Linked DNA regions of Homo sapiens: all the other regions are linked to region 2. Evidence: read pairs that join two places in POLR2A ChIA-PET (ENCODE). Cell type or tissue: MCF 10A. All regions are shown on one strand.

What was found. Peaks named below come from ENCODE experiments on the same cell type or tissue, not always from the same donor. Only the 100,000 strongest peaks of a DNase experiment are listed, where the experiment ranks them.
Region 1: POLR2A ChIA-PET joins it to region 2 with 8 read pairs; 1 of 35 experiments calls an interaction of 5 or more read pairs at or near these places.
Region 3: POLR2A ChIA-PET joins it to region 2 with 7 read pairs; 2 of 35 experiments call an interaction of 5 or more read pairs at or near these places.

The regions. Positions count from the first base shown.
Region 1 is chr6:41,634,742-41,639,741 of GRCh38, reverse strand. It overlaps MDFI (MyoD family inhibitor), which reads right to left and starts at 1,274. Exons shown (of 5, transcript NM_005586.4): 1 at 1,090-1,274; 2 at 917-1,003. The coding sequence starts at 992. RefSeq lists enhancers at 4,495-4,995, 4,996-5,000. In MCF 10A, no CTCF peak of the experiment used is centred here; a DNase peak (open chromatin) is centred at 2,761.
Region 2 is chr6:41,710,612-41,715,611 of GRCh38, reverse strand. All of the region lies in intron 1 of TFEB (transcription factor EB), which reads left to right. Among named protein-coding and RNA genes, the nearest start is that of MIR10398, 20 kb to the left of the region's middle. RefSeq lists enhancers at 1,360-2,083, 2,084-2,809. In MCF 10A, no CTCF peak of the experiment used is centred here; DNase peaks (open chromatin) are centred at 1,901, 2,341 and 2,691.
Region 3 is chr6:41,623,425-41,628,424 of GRCh38, reverse strand. No RefSeq gene overlaps it. Among named protein-coding and RNA genes, the nearest start is that of MDFI, 13 kb to the left of the region's middle. In MCF 10A, no CTCF peak of the experiment used is centred here; DNase peaks (open chromatin) are centred at 1,294 and 2,774.

The sequences.
Region 1 (5,000 bases), 76 kb after region 2:
ATGGCGCTGGTGGGGAGGAAGGCAACGACTTAGACAGTGGAGATTCCAATTATGAAATCCGGGTCCACACTCCTGCACGCGGTTCCCCTGGCCCTGAACACATCCCAGAGGTTCCTGACTTCTCCTTGACCCGGACTTCCATTTGGGAGCTTCGGCTTAGGCATCTGGCCAGTGAGGGGAAGGGACTGAGAACCAGGGCCGGCGAGGCCCCTACTCCAAACCCCTTCAGGGAGTCACAAACCGTACTTGGCGTGAGAGGCTCCCCCAGGAATCGCGGGTAGGTTACAGACGGCGCCAGGCGCGGGACGGGGCATTTCACTTGGGCTGAAGACACTGGGTTGGGGTGCGTGTGTGTGCACAGGGCAGGGGCGGCGGGGACTGGCCGGCACGAGAGGGAAGGAAGGCGAGGGAGAAGGGATGGCAAGAAAGAGGGGAGGGGCTGGGTCCTGCAGCCGCTCGCGGCAGACAAAAGTTTTCGGGAAGCGCTGGGCTCTGGTTGGGCTGGGGGAAGGGAAGTAGAGAAAGATTCAGACAACGCCCCCTCCCCCACACCAGGCCCCCACAAATATTTACACACTGGGCAGAAACAGTTGAGACACAAATCCCAGACGGACAGACACCGCGGAGTGTATGTGTGTGTGTTTGTGTGTGTGTGTGTGTGTGTCTGGTGTCGGGAGTTGCGGGGAGTTGGAGCCAACTTGGCGCAGCCGCAGCCTCTGTTCAGGGCCCTGCCTCCCTCGCCCAGCCCCCTACTCTCCTTGGACCAAGTCCTCAAACCCAGACTTTTCGTCCCTACCCCCACCAAGCTCCCTGGAACGGTCTCCCCGCGTCTGGGGACGGAGAGGAGAACTAATAACTGGCCCCTTCAGCCGCCCACCCGCCCCTGTCCAGCTTCGCTCGCCACTCCCGGTCCTACCTGGGCCCGGGGCTGCGCTGGGGGCTCCATAGGGCGCGTCGCAGCCAGAGGGGCGCTGGCCGCTCACCTGGTACATCGGCCCCGGACCTGCGGAAAACAGGGCTCAGCGGGCGGCGCCGGAGGCGGGCAAGGGGCGATTCCCCCGCAGATGCGCGCCTCCCACGTCCACTCACTCGTGCGAGCCGTGCTACGCTCTCTTCCAGCCGGATCCCCGCGCGGGGCCCGCCATGCGCGCCTGCTCCGGGCGCCCCTGCCCAGGTCCCGCTGGCTCCCGGGTGCTCGCCTGGCGCCCCTTCCCCTCTCACTCGCTGCTTTCTCCCATTTCGGCGCCAGCTCACGCCGTTCGCCCCTTCCTTCTTCCTTCTCTCCCTCCAGCCCCCCTCGCTCCTCCCCTACTCGCCTCTCCCCTCCCCTCTTCCCTGGCCCACCCTCTCCCCGCCCCCTCCTCGCCTTCTCAGTCGCCCCTCTGCGGGTCCCCTCCCCCGCGCCGGGCTTGGCCCAGCCAGGAGCCGGACACGTCTGTCCGCGGGGCGCCCGAGGCCCGAGCCCCCACAGGAAGCCGGCTGGGCGCGCTTCCTCCGCGCTCTCGGAGCGGGGCCTCAGTCTCCCCGACTCCCTGCTCTCTGAGGCCCGGAGATCCGCGGGCTGCACGTTTTCCTTTGCCTGTCCAAACTCTGCAAAAGTTTCTGGAAAATCAGGAGAAAGAGAGAAACCTCAACCACTTCGTGGAACTGTCTGAATAATTGCGGCCTCCAAATCTCTTTGCCCCAAAGATGGGCGCGATCAAGTTTCTCAGTCACGTTTTACCCACCCCCTCGGTCTCCTCCCGGGGTCCTAAGCCAGGGACAGGGATCTGGGCTCCCAGGCCACCCGCCCACAGCGCCAGAGTTGTCTGTCCGGGAAATCCGGTTAGTGACCAACCAGCCTGCCCTGTGCCGCAGCAGCCCAGAGCATCCTCGACCCTCCTGCCCCTACCAGCTGTGCGTGGGAATGTGTGTCAGAAAACCGACTTTGGGGGCAAAGAGAGGTCCTCCGAATTCAGCCCTTCTTTGGGATCCAGACTGAATCCGAGGGCTTCTAAGATGAGGGTTCGGGGAGAAAGGGGAGGGAGGGAGCCTCTCCCGGTGGGGCCAGCCGGGCGGCGCGTCTGGATGGTGAGCCGTGGTGGTAGGAAGAAGCCGCTGCCAGGCAGTCCAAGAGGGTTCAGGGGCCCTCAGCGCGACCCCGGAACCTGGTCCCCGAGAATGGGGAAGACTTTGGAGCCTGCGGCTCTCCAGGTGGGGCTGGGCGGGCCCGTGGGATGATGCTCAGGTGGGGCAGCCCCCTGGGGTGACAGCGTCTCGGCCGTACTTGTCTAGGGCCGCCTAGGAGCCGCGTCTGGGCTCCCCGCCACGAGGGCCAGTGAGCACACTGGAAGGCAGCGGCGGCACCAGGCCACCTTTTCTAGTCCCGAGTCCAGCCGGGTCTGGAAGTGGAGAGCTGGGACGCAGGAGGCCGGGCGTCCCAGCTCCCCACTTCTTGGACTCTCCTAGCCCCCATAGTCGCTACTTACGGCTATCGCAGGTCCTGGGGCGCCGTCGGGGCCAGGACCGGGATGGCCCCCACGGCGCCGGCAGCGCTCTCGGCACCCGCGGCCACGTCCCAGCGATGGGCTGGGGTGGTTGCGGCCCGGAGGAAGGTGGGGCGGGACAAGAAGAGAGTGTTCCGCCCCCCAGGCCGGGCTGCTAGCCGCGGGGGTCTGTCCTAGTGCCCCAGGAGCCGGCCGGGATCCGGCTGCTGTCCGGGAGCTCTGGAGAGCTGAGCCAACTCCCGCTTCCTGGCACGGGCTGAGTCACCCGGACGGGACGCGCCCGCGCCTGGGCCTGGCGGCTGCTGCATTCTTACCTGCTTACCTGGGCGCGCACGCTGGGCCTCACCCACCTCCGAAGGCAATCCTCACCGTCTCTCTCCGTTTCCTCCCGCGTATAGGGCCCCCTCCCGAACCCCAGACCTCAGTGCTGCACCCCTCCCCCTGCTTTCTCGTCTCAATCCAGGGCCCCTAAACTCTGCATCAGCTCAGTCCCGGAGCCTTACTATTCCAAGTCGCCTGCTTGATCTCAAAAGTCCTCTGAATCTGGCCCAGTACTAATGTCTGTTTTGTTGGAAATGTAAATTATGCTTTAAATTTAATCACGCATGCTGGTTATACAGGTGTGCTCATTTTGTAAGGATGCAGCAAGCTGAACATTTATGATGCAGGCACTTGTTTGTATGACTATTATACTTGAATAAAAAGTTTTTAAAAATCAACACATTAAAATCAACATTCCAGTTCAGAGCATGATAGGATATGATGGCCAGGCTGGAGGCCTGGCATGGGAGCCCAGTTTCCAGACCCACCATCTACTATATTTCTTTGGGGAAATCCCTTTGCCTCTCAGCCTCAGGAGGGATGAGCACTGGGGCCCAGGACCAGGACTGGGGTGAGGTAAGTGAGACACTCACCTGGTGTGCAAGATTTCGGGGATGCCAAGATAAGGAATTTTTTTTTTGGAGGCAGGATTTTGCTCTGTCCGCCAGGCTGGAGTGTGGTGGTGAGATCTCAGCTCATTACAATCTCCACTTCCCAAGTTAAAGCAGCTGGGACTACAGGTGCTTGCCACCACACCTGGCTAATTTTTTTTAGTAGAGACGGGGTTTTACCGTGTTGGCCAGGCTGGTCTGGAACTCCTGACCTCAAGTGATCTGCCTGCCTTGGCCTCTCAAAGTGCTGAGATTACAGGCATGAGCCACCGTGCCCAGACTGATGAGGAATATTTTAAGGCAATATTTTAATATACCAAATGGGCAAACTACAGTTCTTTGGGCCAGCTGCCTTGTTTTTTTTAAATAAAGTTGTATTGGAAACAGGACCAGGATTAAGGTAATTAATCACGCAAGTTCAGGGTCAGATCCTGTCTTTATCTAAAATGTTGGCATTTTGTTTATCATAGACTTTTTGGCATTAATTTGGATTTTTATACATATTGCAGGAAAATATTGTTTTATCTTAATTACTGAGTTTTTTGATGCCCCCTTAAGTTTTGAACCTGAGCCAAGTGCCTCATTCACTCCAGGTTTCACATGCCTCACCCTAGACCCGGCCCTGTTATTGTCTCTTCCTGAAGGACCTGTCCAGGAAGCCAGGGTAAATGAGGGGAGATCAAAGGTGTTCCCCCACCCAACACTGTCACACACACACATATGCACAGCACCAAGTGGGCTCTGCACCCAAGCCCAGGCCCAGCTTCCCCGGGGCCCACCGATCAGTTCAGAATAAAGCGCAAAGTCCCTCAGTCTCCATGAACTGGGCCCCACCTGCCTTGGCCCTCATCTCCCCTTACTTATTCCCTGCCAGCCATGCTACTTCCTTTTCTCGGTTAATTTGCCAGGCACCTTCTCGCCTCAGGGCCTTTGCCCTTGCTCTTTCCTCTGCCCAGAATGTGCATCCCCTAGATACCCACATTGGCCCTTTCCTCGTTTCTTCTGCTTATGTCAGCTTCTAAGAGAGGCCGTCCCAGACTTCTCACTCTCTGCCCCCAACACCATTTTATTATTCTACCCAGACTTTTTCAGCACTTGGCCTATTCTATATTTGCTCATCTGTTGGTAGAGTGAAAGGCCCTGAGAGCAGGGACTGGCTTGTCTACTAGTGTATTCCCTAGAGATGTGTCTGCCACAGAGAGTGCAATACATTTTCCAATTTCAGAGGTTGGAAAACAGAGGCCAGAGAGGGGAAAGAGCTAATGCAAGTCATGTAGTGAGTTAGTGGCAAAACCTTACCAAATCCCAACTTTCCAGACTCCCACCTCAGTATTCTTTCCTGCCTTCCAGGGCTTATTCCCCACTCTCCACCCCAGAGCCTTCCAGGCAACAAAGGGGACAGAACTGCCTTGCACGGGCTCTGCCCCTCACAATACCCTTCAAAGTGGAGCAGGCCAGCTCACAACTCCTCCCTTGCAGTTCATTCCGCAAGACCACAAGGTCTGGCCCAGCTCCAGCCTCTGGCGCCCACCCCTCCTTGGTGGCCAGCAGAACGCACAGCTCTTCCCCCACTTCCTGTCTC
Region 2 (5,000 bases):
TGCAAGCTCCGCCTCCTGGGTTCAAGCGATTCTCCTGCCTCAGTCTCCCGAGTAGCTGGGATTACAGGCATCCGCCACCACACCCGGCTAATTTTTGTAATTTTAGTAGAGATGGGGTTTCACCATGTTGGTCAAGCTGGTCTCGAACTCCCGACCTCAGGTGATCCACCCGCCTCAGCCTCCCAAAGTGCTAGGATGACAGGTGTCAGCCACTGCGCCCGGCTCATGAGACTTTTTTGGGAGTGGGGGTGTTGCTGTGTCCCTTTCCCATGTGGAGGATGGGGTCCTGTTGTCTTGAGAGTCTTGGGAAACAGCTTGGCCTGGAAGTTGGGAGGGCCAGGGCTGTGGTCCTAGCTCTCCCTAAGCTGTGTGGTCCGCACATACTCCCTGCTTCCTCCAGACTTCCGCAACATGGAGAGGCCAGAGAAAACTGTGGTTTTCAGATTCTTCGTCACAGTCCCAGAAGGTGCCTTGGGTACTATCTGGGAGCGTGGGGGAGGCCCTGGTTGGAGGCCAGGTGGGGTGGTCCTCCCACTCCCCATGCTGCTCTCCTGCTCCTCACACTGACTCCTGGTGCTCCATGGAGCGGCTTCATCCTCATGTTTTACATATCAAGGGTCCAGGCCGACTTTGTCTGAAAATGGGAGTGCTGCTGCTAACATCAACCTGGGACTTTCTGGTAGGTGACTCCCAGGCTCCTTGTCGTCTGACATTTTGTGCCCTCTGACTTGGCATGGACTCCCGGAGGAGTGCCAACCTGTATATCAGGGTCTGGAGTGCTGTGGTCACTGGATTCCCTGAGGGCTGGAGTCCCTTGGGGTGTGGAGGGCAGAGGAGGCTGCCTCCAGGGCCTCTCTGGGGCCGGGCCGCCACTCAAGGGTAGAGCTTCCAGCGCTGCCCCAGTCTCCCCGCACCCTCGGGATGGGGGTCCCCTGAAGACAATAGTCCGTCTCAGAAGCAGTGTCTCACAGGAGGGAGGGGTGATATGGGCAGAAAGGCCCTGCCAGAGTGCTGGCATGTAGTAAGTGCTCAAGAAATATTTGAAATGAATGAATGGAATGATACCATCAAGGCCGCACCTCTGATCTGGTGATGAATTTTCCCTCGCCTCCCTTTTCTTCCTTCTCGCCCCTGCTCCCTCTTCCCCATCCTCTGCTTTGTCTGACTAGCCATAAGCTACCCCAGCCTGGGTTCCAGATTCAGCCTTATTCATAATCTAGAACAAAGACACTTCCCCAATGTGAGTTACAGTTTGTTCATCTGGAAAACAAACACGATGGGCTCAGGTTCCGAAGGCCCTTTGGTTCTCACCGTCTCTTTTCTCAGGGCATGGGAGTGATTTCTCAGAGTAGGGGTGGTAGAAGCACATGCATACACACACGCACACACACAGACACGCACGCACATGCACGCACATGCATGCACATGCACACACACGCACACATGCACACGCATGCACATGCACACACACGCACACATGCACACGCACACACACACACACGTGCACACACACACGCACACACAGGACTCAGTGCAGTGGTCTTGGCTGGGAAAGGTCCTTGCCCTCTGACCAGGAAGGAGCCCTCGGAGCTGAGGTGCTCCCAGACTCAGCACTGTTTGGGGCCTACAGGATGTGGTGTGGCCCACTCTAGCTCAGGCTGGGGGGTTCCTGTGGGTGTCAGGGGATGGGTGGCCATCCAACTGTGTCCACTGGGCTGGGCTGCCACAGTGACTTTGTGTATGACCTTCAGGGAGTGTGGGTGGCATGCATCAGGACGCCTATCTGTGTCGTTATGACTGGGCGTGAGGGAGGGTGCCACATGTCTAGCCAGCCAGGGAGCAGGGCCAGTTAGCTCCTGTTCCTGGGTGCCTCCTGGCTCTGGGGAGAATAGAAAATGATTCATGCAAAGGGGCCCTCCCTGTTTTGGCCACAGCCTGAGGAGTAAGGTGGCCTGGCTGTCTGCCTTTCCCTGCTGCCCACCAGGTGCCTGAGTTCTCCCCTCCTTCCTCGCCTCAGACCGCGTTTCTCCCTGGGGGTAGGTGGCTGCCCTTCCCTGCAGCCTGACACCCTCTCAGAGACAATTAGAGGAGTAGGCTGCCCATGCCTACAGCTATAAGAGTGAGTCAGCGTAGGGACCGGAGGGGATCAAGTCTCTCTGAATCCTGCGGCCAGACGGTCCCTGCACCAGAAGAAGTGGCCCAGTGAGGCCTGGGCTGGGATGCTGTGGTCAGCACTGATACCAGCTGAGTGGCTTTCCAGCTTGAGAAGACCTGCCAGGGACAGGAGAGGACAAGCTCCACCTGCCCACCACCCGCCTCGCCATCCTGGCTGCAGCCAGCTGGTGACTCATTCTCCTGGGGAGTGAGCCAGCTCCTCTCCTGGGGTACCCCAGCACCCTGGTGCAGGCTGGGTGGCCAGGAGTCCTGGGTGCCTCAGAAAACCTGTGCTGAGCCCAGGGCCCTGGTAAGCTGGGGAGGGAGGACTGAGGCCCTCTGTATGGGGTGGGGGTCGCAGCCAGACTTCTCTTGCTCCTTCTCCTGGCCCCCGCAGACTTCACCCTCCCTCTGGCCAAAGAGGAGGCTGCAACCCCAGATTACGTAATAGGTCCAAAATGCCTCGCAAGCGAGCAGCCCAGCCAGTGGCTAGACTCAGGAGTCCCCATTTCCCAGTACCTGCCACCAGAGCAAGTTCCCATTCCCTTCCTAGGCCGGGTGGGGGAGTGGGTGGTGCTTGCTCACCCCTGGAAAGAGCTGTGCTGCCTGGGAGGGGGTGGGGAGGCTTTCTCCAGAGACATGAATTCTTGGCCTGACCCCAGATGCCAGCCTGCCTGCCCAGCTCCACTCCAGAGTAACGCTGGGTGCACACACAGCCCCATTGTGTGCCTGGGCCCCGTGCCTGCCCAGGGCCTGGCACCGGCTCTATCAACAGCAGTGGCTCCGTCAGCTCCTCAGCAGCCCCTGCCAGTGCTTGAGCCCTTGGGCCCCTGGTGAGGAGGAAGAGGGAGGACTAGTGATTAAGGGTATGAGTCCTGGGTGGGGTACCAGGACCTTTTGGATACTATCAACTATGAGAGACAAGAGCAGGGAGACTTAGTCCTGTTCTCCGAGGAGGAAACTGAGGCCCTGAGAGGCTTCAGTAACTTGCCCAAGGCCTCATGGCTAGTGAGAAGCAGAGCCGGGGTTGGAGCCCAGAGCTGTGGCTGAGCCCCTTACTGGTCTCGTCACCCAATCCCAGACCAGGACTCAGGAAAAGGCACGGTGCCCTCTTTCCACAGCCCCACTTTGGGGAGCCTCTTTCTCGAAAATATATGTCCCCAGGGTAGAAGAGGACCCTGAGACGGTAGGATCTGGAGTCCTGTAGGACCCTGGAATGGTAGGATTTGGAGTCCTGTGTGCTTGTGAGAAACATGGGGGTTCATTTTCAAGGATGGTGCTGGTGGCCAGACAGGCAGAGCAGGTTTCCAGAGCTGGAGGACAGGCTCTGTGCCTCAGTTTCCCTGCTCTACCTGCACTGTACATCCACTGTGCCTTCTAGGAGGGGATAGAAATATTGAGGTGAGGTATGGCCGGGGCTGGGGACTGGACCCCCACTGCTGAGCTCTATAGGCTGTGCGAAGCCCCCTTCACCAACCCAGAACCCCACTCAATGCCTCATGATGGTTCTATTCTAAGTTGGGTCTGAGCCATCCACCTCCTCAGCTTTCCCAGCCTGAAGAGGCCTCTGAGCTGGGTGAGCCTGCCAAGGGGGCAGCCCAGCTCGGTGCCATGAGGGCCCTGCCTCTGCCGCAGGCCCATGTTCCCCCACCCCCCTGCCAAGGTGAGGGTGCCCAGACATGACCCTTTTGGGGCCTGCCCTGTGTTTTACTTTCCAGGCTAGGCTTATTCACTCAGAGAGGCTTGACCCCCTGGGGCTTGGGGGAGCTGAAGGGCTCCTCCCTTCTCCAACAGCCCACCCTTTTGTTCCCCTGTCTGTCTTGGGCATGAAGCCTGGCTCCCTCCTTCTACACCACCTCAGCGCTCTTAGCAAAGGGACAGGGAATTCTGCAGTGACTGCAGGATTGTGAAATGCCAGGGCTGGACCTTGGGGACAGGCAGGGAAGAGAGATGCTGGAAGGGGACACCGAGACTGTGTCCTTTCATACCCCACCTGGGAGGCCAGTCTCCTCCATTCTGCTGGCGCTCATTTTCCTGCATGTATACCATTCCCACCCACCAGTCAGCACACCTTCACCTAAGGCCACAGCGGTGGGGACGTTGAGCCCAGAGGGCCATGTCCGAGTGTCCTCTACCTGGAGCCTGTGTGGGAGAGGAGGAAACCAAGGGACAGCCCTCAAGGAGTTCACACTGCAGCTGAGAAAACCAGAGAGGTGACTTCTTTGTACCTGTTTCTCATTTGTAAAATGAGTACAGTAGTATTTCCTACTTCCTAGTGTTATTGGGAAGGCCAAATGAATTAATACATGATAAAGCCAAGGGCCTGGCACTGGCTCTATCACGGCTTTAGAAGCCATCCTTGATAGATGGTTTTACAACTCAATACAAGTTTTAGTATTATCCATAGTGGTAGAAGAAATACAATATATGCTATCAGGTGATGATGTTTTTTCCAAGCTGGATTGTAAAAACCATAGGGCAAGGGCTGTCTTATTCATCCTTGTATTCCTGTTTCAGACACAGAACCAGGCTTGGAACAGAGTAAGTAATTGTGCCCAAATGGTGATTAGAGGTGGGTGAAGTCAGGGTGTGCTGTCGGGAGGAGGAGGAGACCCTGGAGCAGGGCTTCCAGAGAGGAGGAGAAGTTGGATAATCTGTGGGAGAGGAACTGGGGGAGGGTCTGGGGGCCCAGATTGGGTTGGCGTGAGAGAGCAAGGAGGTCCCCTTGGCTGCACCCAGTGTTTGTTTAGGGAGAGGGATCCTGCATGCTTTGGAGGCCCAACTAGAGCGCTTGGACTTTATCTGGTAGGTAGTGGAGAGCAATTGGGGGTGATGGAGCAGGAAAA
Region 3 (5,000 bases), 87 kb after region 2:
AGGCTGAGGCGGGCGGATCATGAGGTCAGGAGTTCGAGACCAGCCTGGACAACATAGCCGGGTGTGGTGGCATGGACCTGTAGTCCCAGCTACTCAGGAGGCTGAGGCAGGAGAATCACTTGAACCCGGGAGGCAGAGGTTGCAGTGAGCTGAGATCGCGCTACTGCACTCCAGCCTGGGTGACAGAGTGAGACTCCGTCTCAAAAACGACAACAACAGAAAACAATAGTCATCAAATCATATCAATAGCACATCCTACGAACCATGACTTATAACCACTGATGTTAACCTTGGTCACTTGGCTGAGATCGTGTTTATCAGGTTTCTCCACAGTCAAGTTACCCCTCTCCTCTCCAAACTGTACTCTTTGGAAGGAAGTCACTATGTGCAGCCTATGCTTAAGGAGTCGGGAGCTCAGAGGGTTTTGGGGCATGTTGAATAAGGTTAGAAATGTAAAGTCCTTAGGGCAGTGCCTGCTGTGTGGCAAGCCCTATATAATGATTTACTGTTAGTGTGATGATGCCGAGACAGTCTGGAGGGGAGATCAGTGTCCACATAGAAAACATGCTTAGGACAGCTTGATAGATAGTGTACTGCATTAGGCCAAAGATGCCCCAGGAGTTTATGAGTATGTTACCATACAGGGCAAGAGGGACTTTGTAGATGTGATGAAGGGCGTGGAACCTTGAAATGGGAAGATTAGCCTGGATTATCCAGGTAGGCCAATCTCATCACATAAATCTTTAAAAGTGGAGAGCCTTGCCGGGCGCGGTGGCTCACGCCTGTAATCCCAGGACTTTGGGAGGCCGAGGTGGGTGGATCATGAGGTTAGGAGATCGAGACCATCCTGGTTAACATGGTGAAACCCCGTCTCTGCTAAAAAATAGAAAAAGTTAGCCGGGCATGATGGCGGGTGCCTGCAGTCCCAGCTACTCTGGAGGCTGAGGCAGGAGAATGGCGTGAACCCAGGAGGTGGAGCTTGCAGTGAGCCAAGATCGCGCCGCTGAACTCCAGCCTGGGAGACAGAGCGAGACTCCGTCTCAAAAAAGAAAAAAAAAAAAAAGTGGAGAGCGTTTTCTGGCAGAGATCAGAGAGAGAGTATGACAGCCTAGCAGAGGGCAGAGGCAGGCAGCAAGTGGGGGACTGTACCCTTCTTGGCCACCTTAGAGGGTAGAGAGAGGGAGCTAGGCCCCAGAAAGGCAGGCACTCTGCCAACACTTCAGCGTAGCCCCATGAGACGCGTGATGGGCCTCTGACCTGCAGAACTGCAGTAAGACAGGAAACTCACATTGTTTAAAGCCGCTGATGGAAGACTGGCAGCGATAGGAAACGAATTCATGTACTGACAAGCACAAGGCTGGAAGTGGAACCATAGTCCTAAAGCAAAAATGACTACTTACCAACTACGAATGAATCAGCCCTCCATCCTTGCAAGCTCAGTTTTTCCTAACAATAACAACCACGAAAAGAAATCAATGAGTCTACCATTTCTTGAGGGACAACTTCAGGCTAAGTGCTCCGCTAGGCCTTTTAAAATGTTGTGTCATGTAATCTTCACACCATGTAATACTCTTTCTATATTAATAGCGTAGACAGAGGGAGAGACCTCTTGTCCTTCCTTCTTCTCTCCCAGGTTAGCTCCTTGCTGATAATTAACTCTCAACAAGTCAAAATAAGCTCTTCAGTAAGCCAAAGTCCCTTTAAATCCAAAGAATTAGTTGGAGTGGTGTGTTTACTATCTTAGAGGCCTCAGTTCAAGAGTATCTAAAAGACAGTCTCGTAGGTTTGTCAGAACATCACCCGAATATCTGGAATATCCTGGAACCATTCATTCATTCAATACGCATCTGTTGAGCACCAACTCTTGAGCCCCTGCCCTCAAGAAGCTCAGTCTCTGTGGGGATAGTGAGGTGTGGACAGGCATCACCACAGCCTGGAGCAGTGTGGGTTGTAGCCGCCTTCAGGAAGCATACCGTGTTTATTTAACTGGGGAGGAGGCATAAGGCTGTGGCAATCTGGGAAGGCTTCAAGGACGTGGCGCATTTAACTTGGGCCTTTAAGAACAGGTAGGCTTCACTAAGCAAAGATAGTGCCAGAGGAATTCCAGGTAGGACAAGCAAACGCACAGAGGCAGGGGAACAGAGGCCCATGGATCTTCTATGTCTCATGGCATCCTTATTGAGTAGGTGCCAGTATTGTCCCCATTTTGTGGAAGAACAAACTGAGGCACAGAGCAGTTGAATGACCTGCCCTAGAGAACACTCAGCTTATAAATGGTAAGCTGGGTTTACAGCTGCAGTCTGACTACAGAACTCCCGCTCTTAGTCTTTTCTTCACATCTGCTGGGGAAATGCAAGTTTAGCAGGGTGAATTCAGATCATGGGTGCAAATAAGTGAAATGCATTTAACCATTCCCTTTGTCATTCAATAAATATTGACCACATACCCATTGGGTGCTAGCTCTGTGCTAGGGGACTTAGCAGTGCCCCCCAACCAGGAGCTCCCATCTGAAGGAGGAAGGAGATGTGTGGATGGAGACCTGCCTCACTACTCAGTGAGTGCCCCAAGAGAGGGGGACAGAGGAAGGAAATTGTGGATGTGAAAAGCTGGCTCCGGAGGAATCCTTTTTTTAGGAAGATAAGCGAGGGAGCCAAGTCAGTAGAGTCAGGGAAAAGCAGTCCAAGAGCCAGAAGTCAAGCCAAGAGGGCAGAACCACACCCACCCCTAACATCTGCAGGACCCAGGAAACCCCACGAACCGCCTCTGGCTCACAGCCAGCCTCTTTCTGTTCACACTCCTGGCTTGTCTTGCAGAGTGAGGAGCGTCATGTGAATGAGCATGCCAGTGCCAGCAATGCCTTCAGGCTCTGGCCTATAAACAGCTCCACCTATAAACAGCTGCCCCTGGTTACTCCTCAGGCGAGGGGACATGTACCAGAATCACACTTTAGCCTCATAAGGACAAAGCCAGGAAAAGGAGGAAAATAAAACAAAACCAAAAACAAAGGGGCATGAAGAAGCTTTTGGAGGTAATGGCTGTGTTTGTTACCTTGATTGTGGTGACGTTTTCACAGGTATATGCATAAGTCTAAATGCATCAAATCGTATATAGGAGATGGGTGCAGTTTTTTGTGTATCAACAACAAAGAAGAAAAAGGAGGAGCAAGAGGAGGAAGAAAAACATAAAACAGACATATAAAAAGAAAATAGATGATGGGGCTGGGGGAGGGGAGGAAGGGGAAGTGATGCCAACGGGTGCAGGATTTCCTTTTGGGGAGATGAAAAGGATCTAAACGTGACTGTGGGGATGGCTCACAAAGCTGAATAAATGAAAAACCGTTGAATAGTATTTAAATCTGTGAACTGTATGATACATAAATTACATCTCAATAAAGCTGTTACAAAAAATAGCTATATGCTGGGGCACGTGGAAGCTTCAATAAGCTTCAAGGAATTGAAATAATATTTTAGAAAATAAAAAGAATAATAGGCCAGGCACGGTGGCTCATGCCTGTAATCCCAGCAGTTTGGGAGGCCAAAGTGGGCGGATTGCGAGGTCAAGAGATCGAGACCTTCCTGGCCAACATGGTGAAACCCCGACTCTACCAAAAATACAAAAATCAGCTGGGCGTGGTGGCGCGTACCTGTAGTCCCAGCTACTTGGGAGGCTGAGGGGGAATTGCTTGAACCTGGGAGGCTGAGGTTGGAGTGAGCCGAGATCACGCCACTGCACTCCAGCCTGACGACAGAGCAAGACTCCGTCTCAAAAAAAAAAAAGAATAATAGGGCAGGCCAGGTTCAGTGGCTCACGCCTGTAATCCCACACTTTGGGAGGCTGAGGCAGGTGGATCACTTGAGGTCAGGAGTTTGAGACCAGCCTGGCCAACATGGTGAAATCCTGTCTCTACTAAAAATAAAAAAAATTAGCTGGGTGTGGTGGCACGTGCCTGTGGTCCCAGCGACTCAGGAGGCTGAGGCAGGAGAATCACTTGAGCCCAGGAGGTGGAGGTTGCAGCAGTGAGCCAAGATCGTACCACTGCACTCCAGCCTGGATGACAGAGCAAGACTCCATCTCAAAAAAAAAAAAAGAAGAAGAATAGGACAAACTGAGGGAGGAAGCCCTTGCAGGCTCTAGAAGAGAGCCTAGGGCTATTGGGGCAAATAATGTCCAAACATTGGTTACCTGGCCCATGGCCCAGCGACAAGTTACACGTTCCAGGGAGGTGTGTTTCTTTGACCCCGTGAGCTCCCTGCTCTATCAGGGACCCTGGTTGTCCAGGTCTAAAGGCCATTTTGGATAGAATCATGGAAGCCCTAAGAACAGGTTTCAGCCTTTCTCCCTCTTCTCCAGGGAGGCTGAGTGGAGCAAGGATAAATAAGAGGCCACTGGCCGGGCGCGGTGGCTCACGCCTGTAATCTCATCACTTTGGGAGGCCAAGGCGGGTGGATCACCTGAGATCAGGAGTTCGAAACCAGCCTGACCAACATGGTGAAACCCAGTCTCTACTAAAAATAGAAAATTAGCCGGGCGTGATGGCGCATGCCTGTAATCCCAGCTACTAGGGAGGCTGAGGCAGGAGAATCGTTTGAACCCGGGAGGTGGCGGTTGCGGTGAGCCGAGATCATGCCACTGCACTCCAGCCTAGGCAACAAGACTGAAACTCCGTCTCAAAAAAAAAAGAAAGAAGAAAGAGAGGCCACAAGGTGCCCGGGGCTTGGTGAGAGAGCAGTGTCTGTGTTGCAGGGGCTTGTGGAGACGTCCCAGGGCATTAGGTGGGGAATGGAAGGTGGAAGGCACAGAGCACTCTTTCAAGAAATTTGGCAGTGAGAGGAAATATAGCAAGAGGAAAAGAGCTGGAGAGGGAGGGAGGACAGAGGGAATGTTTTTGTTTGTTTGCATTTAGAGGGCAGTAGACAGGAGTATGTTTTCGTCTGAGGGAAAAGGAGTGTGGAGAGAGAGAGGGACTGAAAAATCAGAGGTAGAGGGAAGGGAATGAAAAG